Linked DNA regions of Homo sapiens: region 1 is linked to region 2. Evidence: chromatin loops called from intact Hi-C (ENCODE). Cell type or tissue: dorsolateral prefrontal cortex. All regions are shown on one strand. Links, peaks and the distances in the headings refer to the core of each region. The heading gives the core; the rest is flanking DNA.

The links. Peaks named below come from ENCODE experiments on the same cell type or tissue, not always from the same donor. Only the 100,000 strongest peaks of a DNase experiment are listed, where the experiment ranks them.
Region 1: it touches region 2 in a loop (4-fold over the local background); 5 of 110 quality-filtered maps call a loop at or near these places.

The regions. Positions count from the first base shown.
Region 1 is chr9:2,164,107-2,179,439 of GRCh38, reverse strand. It overlaps SMARCA2 (SWI/SNF related BAF chromatin remodeling complex subunit ATPase 2), which reads right to left. Exons shown (of 34, transcript NM_003070.5): 29 at 8,968-9,021. LOC107987043 (a long non-coding RNA gene) reads left to right here. Exons shown (of 5, transcript XR_007061395.1): 4 at 1,220-4,419; 5 at 7,212-7,555. Among named protein-coding and RNA genes, the nearest start is that of SMARCA2, 160 kb to the right of the region's middle. In dorsolateral prefrontal cortex, for the core only: no CTCF peak of the experiment used is centred there; no DNase peak of the experiment used is centred there; H3K27ac peaks cover 1,016 bases.
Region 2 is chr9:2,112,646-2,127,978 of GRCh38, reverse strand. SMARCA2 (SWI/SNF related BAF chromatin remodeling complex subunit ATPase 2) reads right to left here. Exons shown (of 34, transcript NM_003070.5): 25 at 11,930-12,157; 26 at 8,444-8,521; 27 at 4,042-4,260. Among named protein-coding and RNA genes, the nearest start is that of SMARCA2, 100 kb to the right of the region's middle. In dorsolateral prefrontal cortex, for the core only: a CTCF peak has its summit at 11,649; no DNase peak of the experiment used is centred there; H3K27ac peaks cover 1,761 bases.

The sequences.
Region 1 (15,333 bases), core at 2,403-7,402, 58 kb before region 2:
TTTAAAAAATAAAGGCTCACTGGACTTAATATACCTATCCCACTTTCTTTTTTCCTCTCCTAAGAATAAAGGACAAAGGCAAAAGGAGGACCTGGAAGTTATCTATGGAAGACTTCTTGGGATATGTTGTTTCCATCATCACTGAAATATCTCAGAGTCTGGCTTCCAAAGCCCTCCAGGATATGTCCTCATTCTCTAAAAACCCAACTGGTACCACCAACACACTTCTCTTCTAGTCAGGAGAGTCTCTACTGTGTACCCCCAACTTTCATGGGCAATCCCCTCTTTATGACCCATTCCAGGTCTCCAGGCCTGACCTAGCTCTCACTCCATAGCTGGAAAGTTCTCTGTGGTTTTTTCTCCTCTCCAAGTATTTCCTTATCCCTCCAGGACCAAGAACCCATTGTCCAGAAAAATGGAGGAAATTCTCCTAAATATCAACTACACTTACTCTCAGTCCCCTCATTGCTCAGAACCTAATTCTTCCATGTGTGTTATTGTTTCTCTCCTCCCTACAGGGTGGGGTTCTCTTACAGACATCAAACTCATCCCCCTCCCTCCCAGAGCAAGGGATTGGATGGCCAGCTTCGGCAGACAAAGCCAGGAGGTCCTGGGCAGTACCTAGCTTCCACATTACCTATAGAATACCTTGAGGTAGCACGAACACTTGCTGGAGTAATTTATTTTTTTCCTAAATTACAGGTTAAAAAAAAATTAAACAAACAAACAAAAAAGGAAGTGAAGCAGCCTGACAGTTCTGAATTCTTGTCATTTCTTTCTCTAATTTGAGCTGAGCGAGGGCTTTTTTTTAATACACCTTTTGAAATGTGGTGGTTTTCTATGCACCACCCTGCCCCCGGCCAGAAAGTTGCTTTTTTCCTTTTTAAGTACAGAACAATAGTCTAATTGTACAATGTTGTTTACAGAAGGTGTTCTGTTTCTGTTGAAATGCTTATCCTATCCCAAGGTGTTTTCCATTATGTCATTTTACACAATTTAAGGCCTAAATATAAATTGCTACTTGGAAAGTACACTACTTCCCAGACAAAAATGAGACCCCCTCCCCAAGACCACTGATGGCCTGTGACATCGGATGGATTTTACGTAATGATCTACCTCAGGCTAGAAAGTATGGCTCTGATGAGACATGGGGTAAGTGGGGGAGGGGTACAACTTGAAATACAAGTTTAAAGGCACTCACTGGTCTTACGGTTCACAGGTGTTGGTGGACAAGAACCTCTCCTCTTCATGGAAGTGAACAGACACCGCGACGTGGCCATGAGACCATAGAGTACGAGATGGAAAAGAGCCACATACCACTGTGCAAGTGGTAGTTTGAACTCCTTGTATGCATGGCTTATATACACACACTACTGAGATTTAATTTGTTATGCTTCATCTGGGAACCGTTTTTTTTTTTCCTCATTACCTCCACAAACCAAAAGTATAATTCCACATCTATACTATGACTCTAAACTGGTGACTGCATACATTATAAACTTTACATAAATGTCAGCTTTAGCTTTGATTATATTTTAAGCTTAGAGACATGCTGAAGGCTGATATGCTAGTTAAGAAATCTACCTCTGGCCGGGCACGGTGGCTCATGCCTGTAATCCCAGCACTTTGGGAGGCAGAGGCGGGCCGATCACCTGAGGTCAGGAGTTCGAGACCAGCCTGACCAACATGGAGAAACCCCCTCTCTACTAAAAATACAAAATTAGCTGGGTGTGGTGGCGCATGCCTGTAATCCCGGCTACTAGGGAGGCTGAGGCAGGAGAATTGCTTGAACCCAGGAGGCGGAGGTTGTGGTGAGCTGAGATCGCGCCACTGCACTCCAGCCTGGGCAACGAGAGCGAAACTCAGTTTCAAAAAAAAAAAGAAATCTACTTCTAGAATACTGGTTATGTCTTTTAATGATTTTTTTTTCCAGGACCAGGCGAAAATTGATAATTAGTGAGGGTCTTTTATGGTTTTTCTTTTTTACCTGCTCAAGCTGATCTGTTGACCAGAATAGCTAATAGATAGTGCTGAGAAAGAAATCTTAACCATAGCTGAAATAAATTGTTTATATTAATAAGGGTTAAAATGTGACTATCTTACTTCAATTAGAAAATGATGTCATGATTTAGAATACTCACTTGAGGTTGGAAGGATTTTACAGAAAAGCTATCACAATCCTAAAGGAATCAAACATAGCAAAGTCGTTTGGGAAGAAAACTTTAAAAATTGGGTCAACACTGCAGGGCAGTAGGTGAAGTGTGCTGCTTCTTTTCAGGTTCAGGTTCCTATGAAGTTTAATATATATCATTGAAGAATTTACTAGACCACATTAGTGCCCCTACTTATCAAGAGAGCCTGCAGAAACCTGAGCCAGTCATGAAGCAGGTGTTACAAGCATCTGCACTCCATATTTGCTACTGAGATCTCTCATCTCAGCCTTATTGAGTATTGATTGGTGATAATTCCTAACAAGTTTGGAAATATCATCACCTAGACCCTTGAAGCAAGAGCAAAACAGGGTGGGATGGGAGTAGACTTGTTTGGGTCATGGAATCAGTAGCTGTTAAAATCACCCCAATGTTGGGGCACAGTGGCTCACACCTGCAATCCCCGCCCTATGGGAGGCTGAGGCAGGCTGATCACTTGAGCTCAGGAATTCAAGACCAGCACAGACAACATGGAGAAACCTCATCTCTACAAAAAAAAAAATACAAAACTTAGCCAGGCGTGGTGGCATGTGCCTGTAGTCCCAAGCTACTTGGGAGGCTGAGGTGGGAGGATCGCTTGAGCCCAGGAGGCAGAGGTCGCAGCGAGCTGAGATCATGCCCCTGCAGTCCAGCCTGGTCAACAGAGCTGACTTTGTTGTCTCAACACCACCAAAAAAATCACCCTAATAGTCATAAAGGACTACAGATAAATAATGTCCCTGAGTTACCAAGACAAACAAAGTTCCCTGTTAGGAGACTGAAAAGGGTTCACTCAGCTCAATAAGAAAGGCACCAAGACTTTGTCTAGAGTCTTAAAAACAATCACACTCTGATGCATGATTTTACTTTTGGTAATCTACTCTGGGCTGAAACAGATAATCATCAAGATGTTCATGACAGGATTACTTAAAATAAATAATTCAAAGCAGCCAAAACGTTTAACAGTTGTGGAAAGAACAAGTAATAGAATGCAAGAGAGTCTAAAATTATGTATTTTAAAGAAAAAAATGCTTGTTACGTCATTATAAAAAAAAAAAAAAAAAAAAACAGGCCGGGCGCGGTGGCTCATGCCTGTAATCCCAGCACTTTGGGAGGCCGAGGCAGGTGGATCACCTGAGGTCAGGAGTTCAAGACCAGCCTGACCAACATGGAGAAACCTCATCTTTACCAAAAATAAAAAAATTAGCCGAGTATGGTGGCGCATGGCTATAATCCCAGCTACTCAGGAGGCTGAGGCAGGAGAATCGCTTGAACCCAGGAGACGGAGGTTGCAGAGAGCCGAGATTGTGCCATTTGCACTCCAGCTTGGGCAACAAGAGCGAAACTTCATCTCAAAAAACAAACAAACAAACAAAAAAAACCCAAAAAAACAGAGGATATCAAATTGTAGTGCAGTACAACTTCAACCTCAACAAGGATTTAAAAAAGGCATTGAAAAACGACCAGAAGGAGATATGCCAAAGCATAATGAAAAATAATAATTTACTCTTATTCACCAAAATGAAGATTTATGATTGAATGTAATTTAGAACCATTTTATCCATAAATAAAGTAGGTCCCAACAAACACTTTAATTGGGTTACCTTCATTGAAAACATGCCATAAGTCAAATATCTAATTTTATTTTTCCAAAGAAATTACGTTTAAGGATCATAGGACCAACCTTTATTTTTATCACCATAAGCAGCACGTTTTACCAACTGGCACTTTTTAACTATCACATAAAGCCAAACAAATAAAAGAATACAATCATTACACAAAAGTTTTAATATGTTGTATGTTGCAACCATCAGAATCTTCTTTTCAGTTTCTATGCATTTCTTCAGGATTCTCCCATTGCATTTATTACTACAAAGCAAAGGTGCTTGAAACAGGACGTAAGATCCAGAGAGTGTTTTTGTGTGTGTATTGTTGGGGGGGGGCGGGGACAAGCATTTTCAAAAAATGTTTTTGAGTAGATTTGTCAGCTATCACTCAGCTTTCGGAAATACTGTCTTAGGATGGCTACTTTTCTGCCCTCTTTCTCACTTGACGTTTCATAACAGTGGGTGCAGGTACAGAACTCCACTGCCCATCTGACTAAATGTGATGACAGACAGACACCGGATGACCCGCAGCTTCCTCAGCCGGCCATTTCTACAGTTTTTCCCACCCCACCTTGTAGACGTTACACGCGCTCATGACTCAAAGCGTCCCTGTCTTTCAAAATGTAAGAACCCACACGTTCCCTTCCACTGAATATCCTGTCCTTTGATCCTTTCCTGCCTCTCCATTTCCTTTTTTTTTTTTTTTTTTTTTTTTTTTTGAGAGAGGGTCTCACTCTGTCCCCCAGGCTGGACTGCAGTAGCACGATCAGGGCTCACTGCACTGTAGCCTCGACCTCCCAGGCTCAAGCAATCCTCCCATCTCAGCCTCCTAAGTAGCCAGGACTACTGGAGTATGCCACCACACCCACCTCATTTTTGCATTTTTGTAGAGACAGGCTTCCACCATCTTGCCTCGGGTGGTCTCGGACTCCTGAGCTGAAGCAATCCGCTTGCCTCGGCCTCCCAAAGTGCTGGGAATTACAGGTGTGAGCCACTGTGCCTGGCCTTTGCTTCCCCATTTCTTAATGGTAAAATGCTTCAAAGCTTTTGGCTGAATTGCGACCAAATTAAAAAGCACAAAGCTTCTGCAGACAAAATCAAATGCCTCTCCATCTGTGCCCAAGTCCCACACGCTGCTTTGTTAAATGGGTGGGTCGTGGCAGGCACCGGAGTGCTGCTTTTTCCTACAATGGCTGTTGTAATAAATCCTCAAGGAAGACATATTAGGTGTGATTCTAAAGGAGTGAGACAGATTTTTTTCCCCCATTAATATACAAGGACATATATATATCCAAATAACTGCGATCTCTCAGAGCAATCCCTTTTTAATCAAAACATTTATAGAGTGGTTTGGAAAACAGTGTGTCAGCCCTGTAAGAAAATCCATTTTGTTATTTCCAGCTGAGCCTCCTTCCCTTCCTTCAGAGAGGGGTCCTTTATGCTGGTGTTGGCCTGGAGCTTGAGAGGCAGAGACCCTCGAAAGAGGGGCTTCAGGGCCAGGCTAATGCTGGAAGATAAGGGGAAGCATTCTGTGTCTCGGGAAACAGACGGACTAAGTTTATTTGTGGGCTGCCCACCTGCTGTACGTGGGCATAACTGGCTGAGCACCATAAATAAGTATCGAGTCACCAAGAGTCAAAGCAGCCTGTTTCAGCAAACATTTAAAGTATCAATATTTGTAATGAGGGCAAAATAAAGCACTGGAGTCCACATCTCCGAGCAGATTCTCTCTGCACTGAATGTAATATTTGGGCTCCAATTCAGCATTTCCCAAAGTGTGCTCCACAGAACACTAGCTTAATGGGTTAGTAACAGTGTCCCGTGAAAAGGGGGTTCTTTGGTCAAATAAGTTTGGGAGATGCTGGGTTAAGCAGTTAAACAGCTGACTTTACAGCAAGACTTCCCAGGGCCTCTGGCTGTACTGGGAATCTCCAAGAAGGAGTAGGAAGGCTAGAGTTGGAAGAACTCACTCTGGGAAGCATCATGAAATGCTCATGCACCAGACAATGCATGAGGCGCTGACCTCAGGAGGCTGCTACTCTACACGATAAACTGTCAGCTTGATTCTGGGTCCAAACTATCAGAAACAGAGAATGAATGAAAAAAGGTGCTTCACCTACACCTAAAATTTCCCAGAAGTGTATCTAATTGGTCACAGTGCTATTTCATGGTAATTTCTCTATAATGAAATTAGAGCCACTAAATGCAGAGGTGCTTGGGCTTGAGAGCTATCATTACAGCCTCTCGCTCTCATTTACAGTAATACAAGATGTCTGGTACTAAAAATAAATTTTGCCTACAAGAGCCTGTTGGCTGGTCCTGAAAGAGCAGTCAATACTAACAACATCATCACAACATCAAGGGCTGCTAATGGCCAAGTAGAGAGTTCAGCTGTCCTGTGATGGTGTATGCAGGGCCAGGTAACTACATACATGCACATGTGCACACACACATACATACAAGTGCCTTCACACACACCAATTTTCCTGCCACCTTCATTTCTGTAAATGGCACCGCTGTTCACTGATCACTCAGGGCAGAGATCCAAGAGCTATGTGAGTTCTCTTCCTCCTCCTCCTCACACATCCAGACTGCCCCTAAGTCTTGTCAATCCTACCTCTGAATATTTATTCCCTTGTCTTCCTACCTACTGCCACTTCCTTATTTTAAGGACTATCTTCCTCCACTACCAGACAACATTCTCCTAATGTATGCCTCCTTCGATCCATCCTTCACAGACTATCAGTGACATTTCCGAACACAAATCTCACTGTATCCCCATGATCCTCTCTTGGCTATCTACTTTCCACTGCAGGGCTGATGTCGGCTCCCTGGGTGTCACCTCCCCTCTCCCACATGACAGACATCACACACTGGTCCCTGCACGCTCACGCCCAGAACTCAGGTGTGCTCTCCGTTGGCCTCCTTGAAACAGTGCTCGTAACAGTCACTGCGATGACTACAGGTTGCCCTCAAGACCCCACTCCTAGAAGAGTACATCAAAATTCCTCCTCAGCTTGGTGTTCAAGGCCCTCCGGGATCTGTTCTCAGGCTTCTCCAGCCTCATCCAGGCTGTCCCAGTCTTCCTTCGTCTCCAATGAGCTGGTCACACTGAGATGGTGTAGTCTCTAGAGGGGGACTGCTTTCCAAGCCTCCATGGCTACATCCCCCCTTCCCGCACATACCACCACAAGCTCTGCCCCCCCACCCATCCTCCCTTCACCCGTCTGTTTGAGAAACTCCCACTCTGCTCACAGCCAGTTAGAAGCGCTCTCCACTCCTGCCCCATCCCTTCCCATCCCACCCTGTGTATATGTGTCATTCATACCAGGTACTTGCATTATTTGTTGACATAGCTCTTTCCAATTGTGCTTTAAATAACTCCATTTAATTCATTTTTTTTTTCCATTTTCAGTACTTACAAAGAGCCTCTTTTGACCACTGAAGCAAAGATTTTTTAAAAGCTCTTCTGAAGAAAGGGTTAATTCATCATAATACAATCTCCAAACACCATGTTGTCAGCTCAGGCTTATGGGAAAAGGAAGTGTGTGTGACAGACAGCAAGGGACAAGACAGACTCCAGAGAGCCCTGAGGAAGCAAACACCAAGCCCACTGCTATGTCTCTGGAAATTACAGTTTAAATGTGTCTTTAGTGAAAATGAATTTATCTAGTTCCTAACCATATACCGTCATGTCATCTCCCCTCAAAAAGCCTGGGCATGGCACTGGGGACTTGCAATAAATAGCCTTTAAAGTTATTGATCTACTTTTCGTGGTCACATGACCATCTTGATGGAAGAGGGCAAAGAGGGAAAGGAGCTCCTGCCTGTCCCTGTTTCCTGGGCAGGGCATTCAGCTTACATCATGCCATTTAGCCCTAAGGCCTCCTTTCTAGGTATTAGGGGTGGAAATATTTACCCAAGTTGGTTGATTATTTAAACTGCCCAAACTTATGAAGTCAACTATTCGTTGTTTCAATCTCCAAGTCAGAATCCAGACTGAGTTCTTTCTCATAATGGCAAATACAGAACAAAATTCCTGACGTTTCTCAATGGACATTATAGTTTATGTGCCTGGTTTCCAGGATTAGTCATTGTTTACTGGACTGCAATAAGAAATATCAAAAATTGACAATCTTGCCCGACAGTTTCATCTCCACACAAAAATGGATAAGTATAAGTATAAATCACCACTAGTTTTTAATCTCCTTATATAAAGAAGAATACCACAACCAGTGATCTGTGTTCATTCTGAAATACACGATACATCCTCAATTCTCTCTCTCCAGTCCTAGATTGGATCCTATGCTGGTGGAAAAAATGTTGTAAAGGATGTTATTGGGTCAGCTGAAAAAATTGAAATATGGATGGTAAAGCACTGTATCAACTTTTTTTTTAAGTACAGGTTGACCGAAATGGAGAAAGAAATGTTATCTCTCTTATATTAATAAGAGCTCCTAGCCTTGGCGTATCATGCACATCCATCTCTCCAGCTCAACCAATGTCATCTAATATTCACACTATCTCTAGGAGAAAAGCATTTCTGCTTTCTACCCAACAGAAGCAAAGGCACACAGAGGTTGAAAGAGACTGGCTTTAGATGCTTGGGACTACACACAACAGGTAGGCCCAGGAGTCACACCCTGAAACCCAACCCATCACACAAACAAGAGACAACTCAGCAATTGCCCTCTGCATGCCATGATCAACTCTGGAATGCAGACACAGCGTGAACATGCACGCTTCTTCATGTCTCGCAGGAGATCAAGTCACTACAGGTGCTTCGCATTAAGCTTCTAAACCAAGACAGCACAGAGTTAAAGAGGCCCAAGGAACACACAACAGAAGCTGCGCTGGAAGGGAGGGGGAAGCAACAGAAACCCATCTCCAAGATGCTGCAGTTAGGGCGGGCTTTCCAGGAGCTCCCAATACCCTTGTAAGGAGTGCATGTATAGAATTGGCACAGCCAGATTAAAATACAGCACCAACAACTTCAGAAGCCATGACAGCTGTTTAAGAGTATCTGTGCCTCTATCCCGCTCTCCAAGTAGGGGTGATCAGGAGGTGACCGAAGAAATTTGCTTCCAAAGGCCGATTATATGATTCAATCTGTTTCACGTAACGAGGGATACCTGTATTTAGAGATAGGGGAATACAAGACAGATCCTGACCTGTTTCCTTCTATTTCCAACTGAGAATTACTGGGCACCTTCTCCACGTTACACCTGCGGTAGAGTAGAAAGAACACTAGAGTCAGAAGACCTGGGTTCTCGTCCCCGCCCGGCTCCTTCTTCCTAGGCTGGGTGACCTGGCCAAGCCTCAGTCTCCTCACCAACCTGCCTTGTTAGGAAGATTACACGGGGTTATGTTTGGAACCTCATTCGGAAAAATAACATAGTTCTCTAAAAATGGTGGGGGAAGTGGATTTCCTAACCTTTCTGGGATTTTCCTACTTCCGTCACACACAGAAATTCCTGTTACCCTGTTCCCTCTTACATGTTCCATTCACTGTTCCAGAAGGTGGGAGACAGGCAGCCACTGGCTAGAGGTGCGTGTGATCTTGGGAAGGTAGTGCTAGTCTATCTGAGTTTAGCCCCTCATTTGTAAAATGGGGGAAATACTTACCTCAGAAAGTTATAAAAATTAAATAGGATAAAGTGCTTTCTTACAGTAGCCTGCACAAAGAAGGTATTCCAAGCATCAGCCAATTTGGGTCTGAACACCATCTAACTAGTCAGCTCTGCTTCCAAGAGCTCTATTCCTTTTCGAGAGATCACTGAATTCATGATCTTTAGTGGGAAATGAAAATAAACCACCACCTGGCGTCTTGGGCACTTCTACAAGCCTCTAGAAAAGCCTCTTCAGTTGAGGATTTTTGAAACTGCTAGGTTGGTGTCCCTTTTTGTGGTGGCAGGGAAGCAGCTGCCAGGTTTCACAGATCCTGGGAAGACCCTCCATACCCTCTAGATCTCCCTCCAGGTGTAGACAGCACCCTTTGGGATTCACAGCCTGTGCCTGTCCATGTATAAATCCCTTCTCGGAGTCACTGCCCCATTCTGCTCTAGAGTCAGTGTGGGGTCGGGGTGTTGCAGAGAGGGAAAAGCATAAACCCATAAACAAATCAACAGAGGGGTGGAAGCGCATGTGCTCGCTTCAAAATACACAGAATTCTTTGGAATGTCTGAAATATAAGGAGAGCTGGGAGGGGTGCGTTGGAAAAAAAAAGTTGGGAAGATCCGAAGGTTCAGACTGTGGAAGATAACAATTCTCCTACGCTAAGAAGTCTGGTCATCATCGGGTAGGCAACGGGGCCGCTGTGAAGAGTTCTAAAGTTACAATATGAAATGACAAGTTAGGTGCCTCAGAAAGAAGCCAGGACAGGAAGAGACTGGAGGCAGGGCACGCAGTCCACCCTGCAGCTTGCCAGGCCAGGCCAGCAGTGCAAGGGCCTCAGGAAGACAGGGGGTGAGGAGGCAGGTGAACGGGTGTCTTGTAGGGACAATTAGGAGCAGGTTGAGGGGACTCTGAGTGTCAGCAATAAGGCACAGAATTGGGAAAGTCTTCATTATTTCACTTTTAGGACCTTGGGCTAATGATGGTGCTGACCAAGGAGACACAGAAGCTTAAGTAGACCATGTCATCTCCGAATGTGCACGAGTGACGGGAGGAAAACCTGAAAACAACAAGTGCTACCTTAGAACGCTTTACAGAGTAGATTGTAACTAACTCAGAGAAGCTAGGTATGGCTCTGTCATCTAAGACTGACGCAGATTACAACTCAGTGGGTTCTGAACAACCAAAGATCCCAGCAGAATAATTTCAAATCATTCTGATAAGGAGTCCATGCAGGTCAGCCATCTGATTGGCTTGGGGAAAAAAAAATACAAATTTTTAAAACCCTAAAACAAAGCAACAAAAAATAATAACTACATAATGACATAGATTTGGTTTAAAATGTTTGTTACGAAAACTTATTTTAGAAAGACAGTATGAATGCCAGTGTAAAGATCCATTGGTTTGATGAAGCCTTGAGATGATAATCAGTGTGGGAAAGCCTTCGACACAGTAAATACCTAACGCACTTCAAATAAAGAACTTCCGAGACAGAGGAAGCCTTGGAACAAGGCAATATTTTGAAATAAGAGCCCTGCCCTTCTGGAGAATGGGCTGATTATATGTAGGCCTTCAGCAGAGTTTCAGCCCTACTCAAAATGAGAAAAATGCTGCAAATTACTTTTCAGTGTGTATAGGAATTAACTACAATTAGTCCACAGGTTTGTAGTTTACCAAATTCTTGGAAAGCTGCTATAATGTAATAAAATATCAGATCATTTGCCGGGCATGGTGGCTCACGCCTGTAATCCCAGCACTTTGGGAGGCTGAGAAAGGCAGATCACCTGAGGTCAGGAGTTCGAGACCAGCCTGACCAACATGGCAAAACCCTGTCTCTACCAAAAATACAAAATTAGCCAGGCATCGTGGTGCACGCCCATAATCCCAGCAACTCTGGAGGCTGAGGCAGGAGAATTGCTTGAACCCGGGAGGCAGATGTTGCCACTGCACTCCAGCTGGGCAACAAGAGCGAAACTGTCTCAAAAAAAAAAAAAAAAGAAAAAGAAAAAAAGCTCATTTCCCCAGGTAAATATTATTATAATGTCCTGAATTGATTATAAGTACCAGGTAATGTCATTGTATCCTCAGATAATGGGGCTCATACGACCCCTACTTCCCTGAATTCCCCAGGCCAGCTACCTCTTCAGTAATATCCCATAGGAAAGCTATCTCTTCCACTGCATGATGAGCTAGTGGGGGTAAGTACCTGGAATTTTTTACCCTATAGTTATATTCAAGAGTACAGTCCTGGAAATAAGCAAACAATGAAGGAAATATTTCTAAAAAGAATGAATGATTTTCTCCAATGTGAGAACTAAAAATTCAGGACAAGCTGAGTCTTACCACAATTCCCAGAGATACCACAAGGGCTTATTAAATTTAGGGGCAAGAAGAACACATTCCCAGCTAGGGGAAGACAGCAGAGACTGAAGAGTGTCAGGGAGGCAGGAGCCACGTGGCTGCCACCCCTCTGTGCCCCGGAGCTGTGTTCACCAATTGGACTGACCAGGCACTGACCAGGCAGGTATCTCCTGCCTCCTCCATCACTTTGCTGCATCCATCTTCAAGGCTAGACCTGATGTCCAAACCCTTTTACAGACAGCAGGGCTGGTCTTCCTGTGGACTGCTTCTGAAAGAATTGTCTTCGAGCAATTGATAGAGAGGGAGGAGGTGATGACACCCTATTCACTTTCTGTTTCCAGATTCTTCAGGAATGAGAACAATGCTCAGATTTGAAAAGCAAGGCATAATAAATGGTGAACAAAAGCTCCTGATAAGAGAGTTGATAGAAAGAGCATATCAAGCCACTTCAAGTAAGTTCAAGTGTCCAGTTGCAAACTAATTAAATCCTGGAAAAGCATGTAGATTGCTTCTGCTAATAACATTTAGGAAATCACAGAGCACAAAAATGGAATCAGAACACTAGAGATAAGCAAATGTCCCAATTTCAATATGAGAAAGAAAATTTGAGACTGTTACACTTCATGTTGACCCTTGGTAAAAATTTAGAAGAAATTATTCAGATGCCACAGGGCTATTTAGAAAAGATAAATAACATCATTAAGTGCCAGCAGGAGGTCTCTTAGAAAAAGCCATGGCAAGCTAACCTCATTTCACTTTTTCGGCAGGGTTTCTAGGGTGATAGATTGGAAAGGCTAGCCATGGTGTATCATGGTTTTAGCCTTTCTTGAAAATGCTGAGAAAGGATAAATGTGGGTGACATGAGAGCATGGCTATATGAGTTCACTGATGGGTAGCCAACCTTAAGGATTACTGGTTAATATATTCATGTCAACCTGAAGTGATTTTCAGGGGTATGTCACAGAGACCTGTCCTTTGTCTAAGTTTCTAAGCAATAGCTTATATCAAATCTTTGGATGAAAAAACTTAGATACATAAACATAGTAAACATAATTTTTGCATAGATAAAAATTTAGAGGTACAGCATCATGCAAGGATGATGGGATGAAAAGTAGTAAGGCTGGAACTACACAGGGATAAGAATACAATCAGTAGGCATAGGTTCAAAAAAATTATGCTTATCTGAAAGCTAACCTTGGCAGTATTCATGTGAAATCAGAGCAGTGTATGTGTGTTCTGGGGTGGGGAGTGGGGGTTATTTCAAGAAGTCACATATTCAATGAGTTAACTCTGTGTCAAGGTTGCTGGAAAAAGTAAACACACCCTTGAGTTATGCTAACAGAATTCTGGTGTCCAGAATAAGGAAGCTAACCACCCTGTAATTAATGATCAGAATACCCCATTGGAGTTCTGGGCGCCATGTTTTAAATGGGACACTAGGAGACTGGAATGTGGCCAATGTCTAGGCATCACTCAGAGAGCAAAGTGAAGTGTTCCTACCTGAAGGACAATGTCCTGAGGTAGATATGCTTGTTGATACATTTTAAAGGATATTTCTCAGAATGAGAGCAGATTTATTCTCTGAGGTTCCAAGTAGAACAAATAGCTAGGGGTCAGATGGCTGCATCCCTTTTAATGTAGGAAACGGTGATGTGTTTAGAACTGTCCTTTGGTGTCAAGAACTGCTCTGAAGCAGGGAGCTCACACTGCAGTGTCCACATGGAGGTGGATGACCACATGCCAGAGGTGGTACAGGGGACTTACTTGTATTGTGGGAAGTTGGGCCAGGCAGAGCTAAACATCCCTTCCAACGTTAATAATGCCTCTAGGAATCTCTCTCTCTTCTTTATCCAAGTAACTGAAAGCCATGTCTCTAGAGTTGGAATAGCTCCACAGACTCTACTCTTTACCGTCTAACTCTACATCTCATCCCAGGGGCAATTTTCAAGGGTACAAATGCAAACAGGATGAATCCCTTCTCAAAGAACAGTCTTAGGTTAAATATTACATAAATTGAGAATATGAGTTTTTAAAAGCTTCTAAATAAGCAGAAAACAAAGCATGCTTAACAAGTCAAAACAAAGCCTTCTGGTACTACTTGATATAAAGTTTTCTATTTGTGCAAATAAAATGATGGGGGCCAGTAGCAACAGACCAGTACTACCTCTGAATAGACAGCAGTTACTGCAGAAGGATTTTACACTTATGAATCACACAATATCTGGCTCTTAAGGGTCAGATTTTTAGAAGCACCCTCCTTTTTAAAAAACAAGTCCTATCACTGACTAAAAAGCAACGAACACACACATAAATGATCTTAGTTCTTTATGAAAATATCAAGATACATCTGCCCCAGAATCATGCATGAACTTTTAAACAACTGTCTCATGAGAGCTAATTAATTCTTCTTATATATCAGTTAAATATAAATGGCTGTTCTTATTTAATATGCTGTTAATCTACATGACTGTCAGAGCCCTAACATTTGACCAAAGTGATGGGAAGGAGGTTAGCACAGGTGGTATTTCTTTCACAGGTGGGTTGAGTTACTATTTAAATAACTGACTTTAATGGTGCAAAAATCTCAACACAGTGAAATGTACATCTCCCAGCAGCATTTTCTAAAACCAACCAAAAATATGATACTGTATCTAATTAAGGCTCTCCTAATTTGAGTGCCTCCTACTTGAGTACCAAGTTAAAGAGAAATACAAAATATAAATAGTTAGTGCTTTTTCTAGAGGATTACCAACATGAAATGTATATGAAACATTCAGTGGTGGGAAATTTAGTACATACTCCCCAGAAAGCATCTAAATGTGGGAGCTAATAGAATGTGTCTTACCAGGACACTTTTTAAGGAAAAGTAAGTAAGCAAATAAAACAAGGAAAAGTTAAAAAGAAAAAGCTACTCAATATCTGCATGCTGAAATATTCAAATACCCTTTACCTACAGTACAACTAAAGACATACTCAATAAACAGTACCACTGAAACGGCATTTTCTGTTTCTAGAAATAAAACCATGGAAATCAGCATCAGCAAGGACACTTTCTTTCTGGTGCTCAGAGGTCCATTCACCTACCTGATTAGCCTCAAAGTCTGAAAGGCTGATTATTAATAATGAAACTGTTCAAAGAACCTGAGTTACATTAAATCCCTGATGACACATAAGGACTCTAGAGGCAGGCGCAGTAATGAATCCCATTTCTGGGATTCTGGGATGGGGAAACTGAGGCTCAGGGAGATTAAGTAAATTACTCCACTGTCCCATAGCTGGTGAATGTCAGAGTCAGGATTCAAATGCAGGTGGTTAAATCAAGACAGACAAGAGTCTGTACTCTAAACCACTGTGCAATGCTTAGCTGAGGTTTAAGGCATATAATCTCCTACCAATCTGTATTTCTGGATGGTTTCTAGGAAAGTGGTCAGCCCACAGCCATGTATACCAGGAAGTCATAAACTCAAAGGCTATGGAGCCAGCAGGTAATACAAATGAATGAAGTGAGTCGGGCGTAAAAAGCATGACGGTAAATGGCGACGCACTCCATACTGAAGAGATGA
Region 2 (15,333 bases), core at 9,434-14,433:
CTTTAAAAAAAAAACTGAACTGTGTTTGAAATTGTGATCCTCCTGATTAAAAACAACATTATGAATGCAGAAAAAAATTCTAAATTCCACCAACTAAACAGATTCTCTAAAGGACACTGTAGGAATTTTTAGCATGCCATGATTACAAAATAAAACCTGTCTTCAATGAAACCAAAACACCACTGGCAAAGAAAGTGACCATAACACTTAAATTTAACCTAAGTGTGCTGAGGCAGGGATGGCTAAATATTCACCAAAATTTTGTTTTCCTGGGCTCACAGCCAGACCACATTTCCATCTCCTTTGCAGCTGGAGTGGCCACATAACCAAGTTCTAGCCAATGGAATTATAACCATTTAGGCAGGGCCCATTAGACTTCCATACCCACTACTCCATGTTGTTTTCCCCACTTCCAGCTCAAGTGGATGGAGATGACCAAGCCGGCAGAGGCTCTGTCAGCCTGGAGCCCTGAATGACCCTATGGAGAACAGCTGTCCTCACCAATCAGGTATACCTACCATGGACTTTCAGGGAAGGGAGAAATCAACTTCTGTTTATTTTTCTGGATAGGTCCATGGACAGGGCATGTTGAGGTCCATCTGTGGCAGCAGTGAACATTACCCACATCTATCTATACCCTTATCTGTCAATCCAGTGCTACTTTAATTTGGCAACTGATGGGCACTTAGTATTTGTACACAGAAGTCCTAAATTCTAACAAGATACAGAGCCAGCTTATCAACTAGTCAGGAAAGCAGGCAGGTTGGCAACTACCGAGAATACTAGGAAACTGTGACTGAAGGACAAGCAAAGAAATGTTAAGAGGACAATTAAAAGTGCAATTAATATTTATCTGTGAAGGTGCCACAGAGTGGGTAGCAACTGAATTGGGCCTTGAAGGAGGAGGAAAGTTCAAGAGAAAGAGGAAGGTAGAAAAGTTCAATCCAGACTGAACATGAGTTTGCAAACATTTTATCCATGGGGCTGTGATACTAAAGACAGAAAAAAATATTGTTCTCTTCACCCCAGGGAAAAGAATCAAGGCCTCTGAGGAGAAGCTACAAGGAAAGAAGATTCTATTCAAAGGGAGGAAGAACTATTAATCAGAGCTGACCACGAACTGGAGGGGCTACACAGACAAAAAGGTAGTTTTTCCTTCTAGGGGTGGCCAGCCTCCTGGCACAGAGATTGCAGAGAATGTGATTTAAGCAAGGGATGGGAAGCTGTTCCATTCAACTGCCTTGCAGCTCTGCGATGCTATGCATCTTGGATGTCTCTGCCAAGCAGGCTTTGTACAACATTGCCAGGAAAAAGAAGAATTATTTTAGCCCTGTTACAGCATTTCTTACACGACGGTCCTTGCCAAACTCCCTTTCAAGGCCATGTTGGCTGGGTTCATGCAATGTGTTAAATCATAAGCCAGTAGAGAACATCTCTTCACATCCAGGCCCATGAGAACCCCTTCAATATCATTTCATCATCAAAAAAGCTTAACAGGCTGATATTAAATAGGATTGCTGCTGGTGAACACCAAAGACAGGAAGCATCTACTTTGAATGCTTAGGCCATGGGGCATGTTGCATCCATTGCATGTCCTGATTAATAACAAGTTGCCAGTTTCATACCAAATACGGGCATGCAGTTTTCAAAAGATTAGATTACAAAAAGATACGTTACAATAAAGCTGTTTTGAGAACAGTTTCGTCCTTCTTGGATGACTTAGTATGTTGCATGGCATTTCAGAATTACAATTATAAAAACCAATTTTCACAGTGCAGTTTTGTAAAACAAACTAATTTTCCATTTTTAAATGTGCATGTTGTAGATAAAAGGAAGTTTACTAGATGCGCTAAAAAGAGAAATGCTCTCCTAACACTGCTGATAAGTTAGTCACTTTCCCTTTCCTCTTAAGGCTGTACTTTCATTTTCACAAACATTCACTGAGTCTCTATGCTAGGCACTGTGCTACTCATCAGGGATAGAAACTGAATGAAAAAGAGAAAACAAAACAGATATCTTAAACTGGAAAACTTCCTGAGATTCATAATGTTGTTTTTCTTCAGGGCAATTCCCAATGATTATTTTTAAGAAGTTAAGTTCAGCTACATTCTTGCCCAATAAACAAGGTTATTTTGCTTTTAATGTCTGGAGAGTAAACATATCAAAGCTTAGCTTTAAAAATTTCGCCCAGCCAGGCACGGTGGCTCACGCCTGTAATCCCAGCACTTTGGGAGGCCAAGGCAGGTGGATCACCCGAGCTCAGGAGTTTGAGACCAGCCTGACCAACATGGTGAAACCCCGTCTCTACTAAAAATATAAAAATTAGCCGGGCATGGTGGTATGCGCCTGTAATCCCAGCTACTGGGGAGGCTGAAGCAGGAGAATCCCTTGAACCCGGTAGGCAGAGGTTGCACTGAGCTGAGACCACACCATTGCACTATAGCCTCAGTGACAGAGAGAGACTCTGTCTCAAAAAAAAAAAAAAAAAAGGTTGGCCCAGATTATTATTGTCCCGTCTGCTGTAATAATACTCCAGGTACTCAATTTATTGCTTAAATAAAATTTTCCCAAGCTCAGAAATATATATTAGCCAAAAAACTCTTCATATTACAGAATGAATCCTAATTACATAACTATAATCTCAATAGTGAAACAAAGAAAATTCACAGAATCATATTCTGAGGTCACTGGAATATTTGACTGGATACGACAAACTAATCACACAAATGTTCTATTTTATACACAACGGTTCAACCACAAATAATGAGCAGTGCTTTTCAGAATCACAGGCTCCCATCTTTTCAAAATTCAGGTCACGTCCCTCTCATCATACAACATCCTGAGTAAATCACATCTCAAGCGGTGACAAGACCTGTTTGCCTTTGGTATCTAATCTCAAAATTCTGCCCACTGCCTTTCTACCCATCTACCTACTTAAAACCTGGGTCCTAAAATCCATGTTTCACAAAGCTTGGGAACTGTACTCCCCTTGGATAAAACGAACAACTCCCCAAAGCTTTTGTTTTGCTTGGTTTTTACCCAACTACACTTACTATTTCCAGCATGCATTTACTGGCTGTGTCTGGAATGCACGTCCCAGGTTGCTGTGCCTTTCTAGGTACTAAGTCTACTCCCAAAAATGGGAAGTAGAGCTAACCCTTCGAATGGAACAGTCACCCGGGCCTCAGTGTTCACACACGCGACTCCTAAGAGCATTTTGATATTTCTGTGCTGCCCAAGGAACGTTCTGAGATTTCAGTCCTCAATCAAAATGAGAAATCACCATTTTCCAAAGGAAAAACAACATAAACAAACTCCCGAATAACATTTCCAAGCATCGGTGACCCGAGTCCCAGGCTCTAATCTGTGTTTGTGATGGACAGATCAGATCAAGCGGAAATCGAGCATGTAGACACATAAGCACCCACCGATTCTGTGCTTTCTAACCAGCTGTGTGTCCTGCATAGCCATGTCACCTCTCTGGGCCTCAGTTTCTTCATCAAACCAAGCAAGTACAAAGGTACCTTCCAGCTCTAAAAGTACTATGGGTCTACAAAATAACCACACAGTTAGAAAACTCTGCTATCCCTGAAAGATCTGTGCAGACCTTGCAGAAGTAAAACCTCGATTAAAGACCATGAAATGAGGGGGAACAATTACAAAGATCTCTAAGGTGCCCTTCCACATTTTGATTCTCAGTTGGAGAGAGTGAGGCATGACCAGGCAATTGGTCATAAAACATTAGTGGGTCTCACAGCTCTCATAATCCTGTGCTTCCAATGGCCAATTCTGCTCTAGCAAAAAATCCTGCATATTTTTTTCCAAGCACCGCCTTGAAGTGCAGAACGCCTTTATCTTTTCATGCAACAGCACAATGACTTTATGCAACAGCAGAATGACTTTATCTTCTGTGTTCAAGAGCCCCTTCCCTTTGATTGCGAACTCAACCTCCTCAGAAAATCCCAGCTCTAGGCCCCTGGTTTCTCCAAGCCACCAAAAACCCTCCACCTAGTGAGAGCGGGTTAGAAAAGCTAGGCTTACCCTTAGCCACTGCTTCTCCGTGAGGGCGTCACTGTAGTCCACGTCACGGCGCTGGCGGGACCCCCTCCCAAATATTTTCTCCTCCTCTTCTTCACAGGTGAGCCTTTCTACTTCAGCGTCATCCTTAATGATCCAGGAGGGCAGCTCATCCTCCTCCATTAAACGGGGCTTCCGTTTCGGGTTCCGGGCATCTTCCCTCCGCCGGTCCATGTCCATCCGCTGGAGACATTAATAAGAGGGTCACCGAAAGTCAGGGCTTCTGTATGGTGCAGACTTCCCAGCACTACACAACTTCCCCAAGTCACTTCCTATGGCTGCAGGGTCCCTTTCAACCTCTCTCATCCTGGTTGGCTTGTTCTAGCTCATCCCTAAATATCTAGGGAGAGATTCCATTAAGTAAAATCCCCTCCCTTTTTCTGTACCCACCTTTTGAAACTTATTCATACATTTAAAAAGTACTTTTAAAGAATTTCCTTTTCTTAGTCTGTGTGTATGCAAAGCTCCCTCTTTAAAGTAATAGTGGAAAAATTCAAATTGGGAATGCATTTTAAAAATATGACCTCTTGGCTATACAACTCATTGCTTCCCTGGAAGAAACTTATTCTTTGAGTAAAGAAAAGAAAGATCTTTAAGAAAGTTTCCTTTTATTCAATAGGGCTTGTGCTTTGAACTAAACAATCAGCAATAAAAAAAAAAGGGGGACCCAAGGTATCAGTACAGAATAGCTACCCACAGTTGGACATGTGGAAGAGACATAAATGGTTTCACTGGTCCATTGGCCATGAATATACTAACTTTTCAATACCTCATGGGCACTGTCTGAGGAATGCTCTTCAATTCTTTACATTTTAAGCTTTGTGCTCTTATGAATATATTATACCACAGACAGAGAGAGCTCAGAGGTAATCGCATCCCAACTGATCTAGTTGTAAGTGAAATGGATTCCTTTCAGAGCCTTCAAAATGCCTACTTCCCCACCTTCTCTCTTTTTAATAATCCAGTTCACTTGTAAATAAACTAAGGGCCACACACTTGGCTTTAATCTATAACTAAACAATACGATGGATTTTTAAAAAATAAACTGCCACTATATATCCACAGACATTATGTATAAACACTAGCGAGATGTGTCATTTCCACAATGAAATGGACCATCAATCATTGTTATTTACCTTTTCCTTCTTCCTTTGGTTCTACCATACTGAAATTGGGATTCAATATTATGTTTTCTTAAAAGCTAAAACTGATAAAATGTAAATGAAATATCTACGCAAACCCAAATATGACCTCTAGAACCTATTTTAAAATTAGTGGTCAAAGCTCTTTATACTTCTTCCACATTTTTGGAAGTCATTACATTTCCAGAATCTGGTAGGCTTGGGAGACAGGTGAAGTCCCATTGGTTGATAAATGTGGCCACCTTGCTCTGTCATGTGCTATAATTAGCTCACGATGCTTAATCCTGTCTTCTAATGTTTTGGTATGAGAAATGGATCCACCAAACCTTCATAACTGGCACACAGAGGTTGCCTTCTTTACAGCAGTTCTAAAGAGGGGCTTCGTGAGGCAACCTCCTAATAGTTATTAGAGAGCTAATAAGAAAAAAAAAAATTTTGTTAATGTCCTATACTGAGATGACAAAATACTGCCATTTCAATCTTTGGTTTTACTGCTACTATTATCTACAGCAAAAAAATAGTCTTTGAGGTATGTTTAATCAATACATTTCTATGGACATTATTCTTGCTAATATATTTGTCCACAATTGAGAAAATAAATCTTTTCTGATAGAAAAGTAAATTATGCACTTGTTTCTTTTTTCTTTTAGGAAAGGTAGATTCGATTACATAAGATAAGCTTAAAGTCTTAATAACTGCATCTCTCCCTAGAGATTTCTACCCACAAAATACCAATATAATTAATTCAACATTATGGCAAAAGTCAAACTTACTATTTAGTTACTTTGTGAATAATTGGTCTTGAGATCTGATTATAAACCTTATGCTTACAAGTACAATTAGTTTTAAAAGTGCTTTTTCCCTTTGTAGAGAACATAGCATCTAAAAGCTTAATGTTTGTATGTTAGCAAAATGTCTCAGATACTTATCTTGAGCTGCCAAAGATCTTTTTGGTAAAATTCCTAAGTAATTGGTATAAAAGATACTTTTTCTGAAGTTACATTTTTAGAAAGAGAAAGCAAGACATGCTTTTTTTAAAAGACGTTATTTTAAATAAACTATCTGCTTATCATGTGTAAACCAGTGTCTATGATACAAAATCAAATAATAAGTTTGCATTAATTTTATAGAGAACTCACTCTTTTCTAATAATGGATAAAGAGTTTAAATATTTAAAATCCAAAGATTTATTCTAGCTCACATTCCATTCTTGTTTCTCACCAAACTTTTTAATCTGTAGCTGGCAGAGATTCAAATTTTATTTCCTGCCCCCAAGTGGAGGTGCTAAGGAATAGTGAATTGGCCAAAGGCGGCCGGTGGATTAGAAGAAACTAAACCAAACCTAAAATCTGTCTAATCCTCAAAATAGAAGCCAGCCTTTAAGAAACCAGCAGAAAATTCACAAAATCAAAGTGCCTACAAAAAGTGTTCCCTAGCCAGCCTCACCTGTGTTACAACCCTGTTCTTTGAGTGGTAAAATAGTCCCAAATTAAAAGAAGGCTGTGCCTTCCAAGATATTCAGATTGTTTCTGAGGTTTTCAATTTCTACAAATAGCCCAAAAGTAAGGCAGGAAAGTACACTCACCCCCTTACTTCAGGGCTGCTGAAAGAATTCTCCATTTCTGGGCCTAATCTAATTTGTATAATGGCAAGCAGCTTGTCCTCTCCAGTGTCTTGAGAGTATCTGCGGCTTTAGCAGTGCTGAATTATTGCCTAACAGTGATCAGCTGAGGGTCTCTTGCTTGGGTGTTCCCCAGTAATCTGCCTTTTAATTAGTTCTTCAAGGACAGAGGGGATGTCTATTTCTGATGGGTATCTTTAACCTCCCTAAATAGAGAATATTGTAATCTTTGATTATGCTGACCAGTGTGAGTTAAGAAATCTAGAATTTATGAATGCCCTACATTGACCATGCTGTTAAGTCTTTCTTACTACCATTCCTCTCTGAAATAGCTTTACTTGGGAAGGGTGGTTCATTTCGGGGACGGAGGGAGAAAGGGAAGTGCATATTCCAGTTTAGTAGTTATTCCCACAGCTACCTGAATTTTCCTGAGAAAGAAAATTTTATTGTGGATCATTATATACAATCAATGTTCCCAGAAAAAAGCCACACACACAAAACCCCAAAATAACATAAGCCTCTCCAAACAGGTGGAGTTCCATTCTGTCTAGGCTAAAAAGGTGGAGATTGCAAACCCTGTGGATCATATTTGGCCCACAGTTGTGTTTTGTTTGGCATGCAGTGTTATATAATAACTTAAAAAGTTGGATTTAGTTGCAGTGTTTTAAAATCTAGAGATCACATATAAACACCTAGACTTCAAGCTCCCCTTGAAAATTTGTCATTTCTGGCGACATAGGTCTCACATTTCTACCTTGCAGCTCTGTCCCCCCATAGACAAAGCATCTCCAGTACACCTACCTCTGCCCACTTGCTTCACACATGCAAATTACTCATGTAAGATCTGATGGCACTCAAATTTGGGACCTCTAACTTTAGGGTTCTGCAGCATTCAACCACCAAAGTTGTGGTTTATATTTACTCTCTCTGTAATCAGTCTTTGATGAAGATGAAAATGATTGAAGATACTGGAGGGAAATCCAACTGATTTTGATCCTTAAATGAAGGCTACACCTTTATGCACACCTTGAAGGTTCCCATTCATTTAAGCGGGCTCTCGTCAACAATCTGAAAAGGCACACCTGTGTGTTGTTTTAGCTGTTGTCCACCTATCTCCCTAAGGAGCATGTTGCTTTGATCCTGTAAGGGCACTGTTGTAAGTTCCAATGCCTATAGGAGCCAGGTAGGCTTCCTGAATGACACTGGCCTGGGATTAGAAACGAACTGGGAACAGGAGGGCGTCTATGGTAAGCTGTAGACCGCGAGGCCTGTCCAGAGAGTGCAGCTGCTACTCAGCCCTGGCCAACTGTTTCCACACAAAGATGTGGGCCTGGTACTGCCCGATCTCATTTTTCAAGAGAAGCCAGAAATCAGGATTCTTTTTTATGTTGGCAATGAATGGGAAATTTTAAAAAACGCTGCGTGGGCCAAACAAAATATGTCTGCAGGCTAACTCCAGCCAGTTTGCAGCCTCTGAACTGAAGGAAAGGCATAGGCTTTACGTATGAAGTTCTGCCAGGCACGCAGGCTGCAGACATTCTGCTTAACAGAAAAAGGGGCAGAGGTATAAAGCATTTGTGTTCATGATTTTCTGTAACATTACCATAAAAAGGTCAAATTCTTCTTCTCGTCGAGCAATCATTTGGTTCAGAGTCTCATCGTCCGGTACTTCATCTTCTTCCTGGGGTTAAAAACAGAGTGATTTTAACCAGTGGACAGCTGGGGCAAGGTACAAACAAGTAAGTGATCTGTCCTCCAGACCAGAGGGGTCCCATTTCTCAAGGCAGAAAGAAAAGGGAAGGGGTTGCTGGATTTAGTCCTTGACGTTACTATTTTACAAGCTATTAAAACCATCTTCCCAGAGCAAAATCCGTTCAGGGAGGAAACTGTGGTCCACTATAAGAAATATGAGTTCTCCTGGATGTGTATCTTGATTCTGTTACTTTTACAACAAGTTACTTAATGTCTCCTCGCTTCAGTGACCTCATTGGTCATATGGGTATGACATCTATTTCACATGGGGATGTAAGATTTTAATAAGGACATCCATATGAAAAAGTACCTAACATTAATTCTTTTAATTCCATTTACCTTATGCCAAATATAAATGCTTATTTTCAAATCCTTACAAAAGACATAAGTATGTGAAACCTTGTTACTAGGCACTAAGACAATAAAAATCACATATATGTGCCAAATATATAGCCTTTGAAGTGTGCTTAATATATTTCTATGGGTATTATTGTTAATGATTGGAGCTATGGATGGGATAACTAAAAAGGTATCAGTAACAAAAAAAACCTCAAAATTATACTTAATTAAAATAATTTAAATGAAGCAGAGAAAGCAATTACATATGGGCTAAAATTTTCATTTTATATTACGTCAAACAAAGGTACATTATCTCTCTGCTAATTCCTCAGAAACCAACAGTTCTCAGGATTTTTAGCAATGTTATAGGATGACTTCCACACTTAAAAAATGATTCTAAAAGTTCGGCATATGCTTCAGGATTTATCTTCCCAAATTATTTTTATCATATGCTGAGTGGGCTTGTTAGAAATCAAACGGGGAATTTCAGTGTATCAGTCGAGGGAAGAAAGAGGAAAACACAGAACTTCAGACATCCAATTTCACAAACTGTATATTCAAAAAGAGGCAACTTGTTTTAGAGAAAGAGTATGAGTGTACTAGCGGCTCAAATGAGATGACTGTGTCGGCTCCCAAGATAACGTCTTTCGCACTGCAGGAACTTAATAAGTGTTAGAAATGAATGCAATCCAATAAAGTAAAAAAATCTACAATTCAAGATAATAATTATTTCTGAAAAACCTTCTATTCTAGTTTGCCTCCAGATTGATTAAAGTCAATTTGTCTAAATATTACATTTCATCTGACAAGGACACAGACTAGCTGGGAGTGGGTTCAGACTTCACAGTACAAAATATCTGGTAATGTCTCCTCTGGTGAACAGATGTCCCGCTTCGCCTACTTTCTTCCTAGAACCACACATTACCCTCTCATCACCTGGACCATGAGGGGCTCAGACAACCCCATGCCCAAGATGAAAAGATTCTCTTGTAAAGTGCCTGTTTATGACCTTCATGGAAAACCAAATAGCTGGAAGTGCACAATGCATCTTCCTGGGTTCTCTGCCCCAGCACTTCATGGTCGCATCAACCATGGTGATGCCAGCCTATGTTGTCCTGATCTTTCAGAACCAGAGTCTTTGACTGCAGTCTCTCAGTGTTTTCAAACATCTTTACATCAGGACACAAGCCCCCCTGAAAACGGCAACATTTTTCTGACACACTGGCAGCCAAGAAGGGACAGGAGCCTCAGCAAGGCTGCTCACAGCTAGCCTTGATGGCAGGACAACTGGGAGGGGAGTGCACGTCAGGCCCCACCTGGCAGCCCTCGGGCCCAGGGGAGATCAGCAACTCCCTGCGGCTTAGGAAGGCTGGAAAACTCCAGGCTTCCTTGATTCTCAACCAGATCAGGTACTATTTTCACAAGGCCTACACAAAACAAATAAGCAAAAATGTAGTGGAGACGACTGGCTGAGTGTCAGCTCTGCTCATATCTGCTTTGTCACAGGATAGATCATTCGCCATATTGTTTTTTTGGAAATGTCCAAGTGTATAAACAACAAAAAAATCACCTGACAATTTGACTCCATATCTGTATCAAATATTCAATTTCTAGAATCAGAAACTATAAATAATTTGAGATAAAAATTTTTCAAATGTGTGTGGATAGTGAGTGCATGTGCATATGTATTTTTTATCATTTTCATGAAACTCAGTGGATAGCTAATCAAAAATATAAGACGGACAAATTAGGAGGCATAATACAAAAGTGCTCTTCAATTTGCAAATGGGTTCATTTCAGGATACCTTTAAATATCAAGCTTTACTTCACATTTAGATTCATTTTAGAAAAAAAAAATATACAGACAGTCTCTGGCTTAACAACGGCTGGACTTAGGATTTTTCGACTTTATAATGGTGCAGAAGGGATGCACATTCAGTACTCCACTAGACTTAAGATGGGGCCATGTCCTGATATTTTCAATTTATGATGGGTTTGTCGGGATGTAACACCATTGTAAGTTGAGGAGTATTTGTTTATAAGACTTTTAAAAGACTCAGGTTCATAATTTATAGAAGAATGCAAAAACACATATCCTATTTAAGGCAAAAATCAAATTATATCTAATATATGCAATGAAAACAGTATTCCACATGAATATGTAAGGTAGACTTACTCTTCAATTTGTAAGTATGGGCACACACAAAAAATATGTTCAGCCAGTTTTATGATAAGGACTTCTGCTGATATTCTGTAGTTTGCTACACTATATACATACGTTTAAAAATCTACTTCAAATCCATTTTGGAATGAATATTTATAAAATTACTAACGTTGGCAATCTAAAAATAATACAAATGACAACTCAACATTCCCCTAATAAAAACCTAATCAAAGCATTCTTCATACAACCCTGACAAATAAAGGCTGTTTAACCAGAATTTTTCCCAACCTTCAGACAGCTCTTAAAGAAAAATTTAAAGTAGAGGTTAAGGTCATGCTTGCCAAGAGCAAGTATAGCTAAATGTGCGGAAGATGGCTGTGAAGGTTTGTCCTACAAACATGTTGAAGCTCTGTGATCCCTGATCAAAAGGCAAAAGAGAGAGAGGGCTCTGGAGGATGAGAGAAAGAGGACCCCTTCCATTTATGTCTTGTCTCGTCCGGCTGATTTTGTCCCTAAAGTATCCTCTGCAGTTCTGCATCTGCCCTACAGAAGGCAGCACTGATGGTTCAATAAAGCAGCTGGTTTTACCACCCTGGGAAAAAGGAGGGAGCACCCACAGGCCAAGCCTTGAGGTTCCTCCAGCCATAGCTCTTAAGACACTCATTTTGGATAACTTTCACAGGCTTTCTGTGGTTGGGATCTAAAACAGCAGTTTATTTCTTCATTTTCATTAACGCCAGCCCAGGAAGTTTTTTAAACAAAGGGATTATTCTGAGTCCTTCAGAGACAAAAGGCCACTGTTTGATTTCATAAACTTGGGGTTTTCTCTAATACCTCATTTTCCTCCTCATGCTCCAAGATGGCCTGCAGGAATGCCCTCCGCTCGTGGCTTGAAGACTTTTGGTCAAACATGCCCGCCTGGATCACTTTCTGATCCACGTTCAGCTTGTATTTTGCGGCCGCGAGGATCTTTTCCTCCACGCTGTTCACGGTACAGAGCCTCAGTACCCGGACCTCGTTCTGCTGCCCGATGCGGTGAGCTCGGTCTTGGGCCTGCAGATCCTGTTTGGGGGGTCAATATGCTATGAGGACTGAGATGCCTGGCATAGGCATCCAAAACCGGACCCCACCCCAGAGGGAAATATGGAAGGGTTCTGTATTTCACCTTCACTAAGGTAAGATTTTGCCTACATTTTAAAAACACACAAGCTACGTTTGGAAAAATTCAGTGTCATTCCTAGTTGAAGAAACCTGGGTTGAAATTAACCAAGCCAACTGAAATACATCTCAGGTTTTGAAATCCAGGTATCATATTGTTTTTATCTGTCTCTAGGTTCCCCATCAGATTTAGTCCATATCTAAAACATTAAACAAGACACCAATGTCCAATGTCAGAATTATGACTTACATAACACCTACAACTAACCTTAAGTTGCAAGAAACGCCTTTTCTTTGGCGTGATGTGTTGAAGATTATTTTAAAAATATCACTGAGTTGTACATTCAGGTATTATACATACATACATCTTACCACACACACACATACACACACACTGACTGCTCAGGTAGTCAATTTCCTCGAACCTAACCTTATCAAAGACTCGGTCTTCAATCTGGGAAATCAAAAGGATTGCTAGTTGGGTAGTCAACTGGTAAACTTTTGGGGACAGAAATTTGTCACTACCTATTAGAAGTGTTAAAACTGTCTATGTCTCCGACTTAGAAATATTACTTCGGAAATGTATCCTAAACAAATAATCATAGATATGCACAAAGATTTAGAAATAAGGATGTACCTTCTCAGAATAATTTACTCTCTCTAATGGCTTTTTTTTTAAAAAAAGAAACATTCAACAATACTGAATTAGTTAAATGAATTATAGTATCCTACTATATGTATGTATCAACAAAGTATCATAAAAATTATATTGTAGGAGATTTAATGACATAAGTGAAAACAAGTTAAAAAGAACCATGTGCATTCTGATCTTACATGTGCAAATTTATCTATATAAAGAAAAAGGTAGGAGGACAAACACCAACATGCCAACAACGTAAATCTCCAGGTGATAAGATTATAGGTGTTATTTCACTTTCTTCACTTTGCTTACATTTTGCTTTTTTTCTGCTTTAAATGTTACTCATATATTAATAATAAGAAAAAAGCTTTCATGAAATTTTTAAATAAAAACCTTCATGAGCCCATGAAACAGAATTACCTAATTTTATAGCTACGTAATAAAAACTTCTTGGCATGTGGCTTTTATTCATTGTGGTCCAGGTGATGTTATCTGAGCTGATGCTAATTAGTTGTTTACACATGTCTCCCATTAGACTGTATAGATTTTTAGGGCAAAAGTCTGTTTTCTGTATCCCACATCCCTGGCACCATAATTTGCAGAGAGCTGATGCTCAACAGCTGTAAACCCGTCTTCTTGACCAGACAAGTCTCCTGGTCACCTGTTGTAGCACAAGAAGGCAGCAGACAAAAGGCTGCCCTGGAGATTTGTTTTTGCTGCAGGGACCTTTAAAATTAAGTAGCCAATTAGGCAAAACTTCTTCCTCAGCAGATATTTGAATAAGTTAATATAAATATCATAGTGCTAAGCCATGAAAACAGCTGGGACCCATCTATATTAGATTATTTTCTAAAGAGGAGAATGTAAGGTGGATCATTCAAATCCAAAGGGGACAAAGAACTTTAAAACACCCTAAAGTTCCTTTTTAAGCTTTTAGTTCAACCGTCCCTCTCCACATATCTTCACCAGACCTGCTAACAGCAGTCAAGATGACAAGGTCTGTGTCATGAGGCTTTTCACTATCTCCTGGAACAGAGGCCAACAGTCTCTAAAATGGGCGCAATAGTAAACGTTCTATGCTGTCTGGCCCAGAAGCAAAAATTGAACAACTGTTCTCACCAGAAGGCTGATACTCTTTTTCCCCACCATTTTCTAATTTATACTTTAAAAAGTGAAAACCATTCTTCACCTGTGGGGGTGCAAAAACAAGGGGCAGGTCAGACCGAGCCCGCGAGTAGTAGATTGCTGACCCTTGTCCAAGAAGATGCTGACAAAACCACAAAAATACTAATTGCAGGGGGCAGCAGAATATGAATAGAACAGGTGAGGAAGCAGGGCACATGGACAACATAGGAACACGGTCAGACATTACAGAATCCTTGGGAATTTGCTGCAGTTAAGTTTCGTTTGGTGGTGGTAGCAGTGATGTGTGTTTGTGTGTTTCAGATCACCCATCTAATTGGAAGGTCACAAAAGCTAATATTTCTAGACTGGAGAAGTTTAACGAAATGTGAGCTTGAGTCCCTAAGCCAAAATGTGGGGGGAATATTGTGACAAAGAAGTGCTGTAATTATTGGATGGATTACTCCATGTTTCTGAAGTCTCACTTCGGTGGTCTGAAACTTCATCACACTGACTTAGGTCTGATAATACTTGAAGCTAAGAGCCTGGTCTGAGAAGAGGGTCTGCAAGCTAAATGTGGTCGACCATTCCGTAATAGCAACACAGCTGCAGCTCCGTGGGTAAAAAACACGAGTACCAACCCATGTTTCTAACCAACAGTTTGGAAATGAGAGTCTTGGCAACCTGGTGGGATTTTTTTTTGTTAATTCCACAATCACGAGTTCTATCTTTGCTTCTAGGTAGGGTCCTCAATCAGCAACATTAAGGCCTCTATCTGTCAACCTATGTCAAATCCCCTATTTTCACCAATGTGCCTTAATTTTGATTCAACATGATAATGCATACTTATAGAAATTTTTCTTCAATGCATGCTAAAATTAACCTGATACAAAGACCTTCACAATTTTCATTTTGGGGGCTATACAATCTATATGCAAGGGTGCAAGGTAGAAAGAGCTCAAACCCAGTATTCAAACTGAAACCTAAACAGACATGGGTGTGAATGATCCTGGTGGGGTGTTCATGAGCAAGCTAACATTGACTGGTTTCCTTATGTAGAAGATATTTTGACGATTACTTGAGGTGAGGTATGCAAAGTGCCTAACAATATTTAGTAGAGTTCTGTACCTTTTAAATGAAAACTCAGATGGATCTTTATCACTATAAAATCACTGATTCCTGAAAAAGAAAAATTTGACCAAACTAATGGTCCTGTTCAGTGACAGATGAAAAATCTGGTCAGCTCAGTTTATTCAATCAGGTGGAAGTGAATCTACCTATGGCAGCTAGAAATACTTGCAGAGGCCCAGTGTGAGGA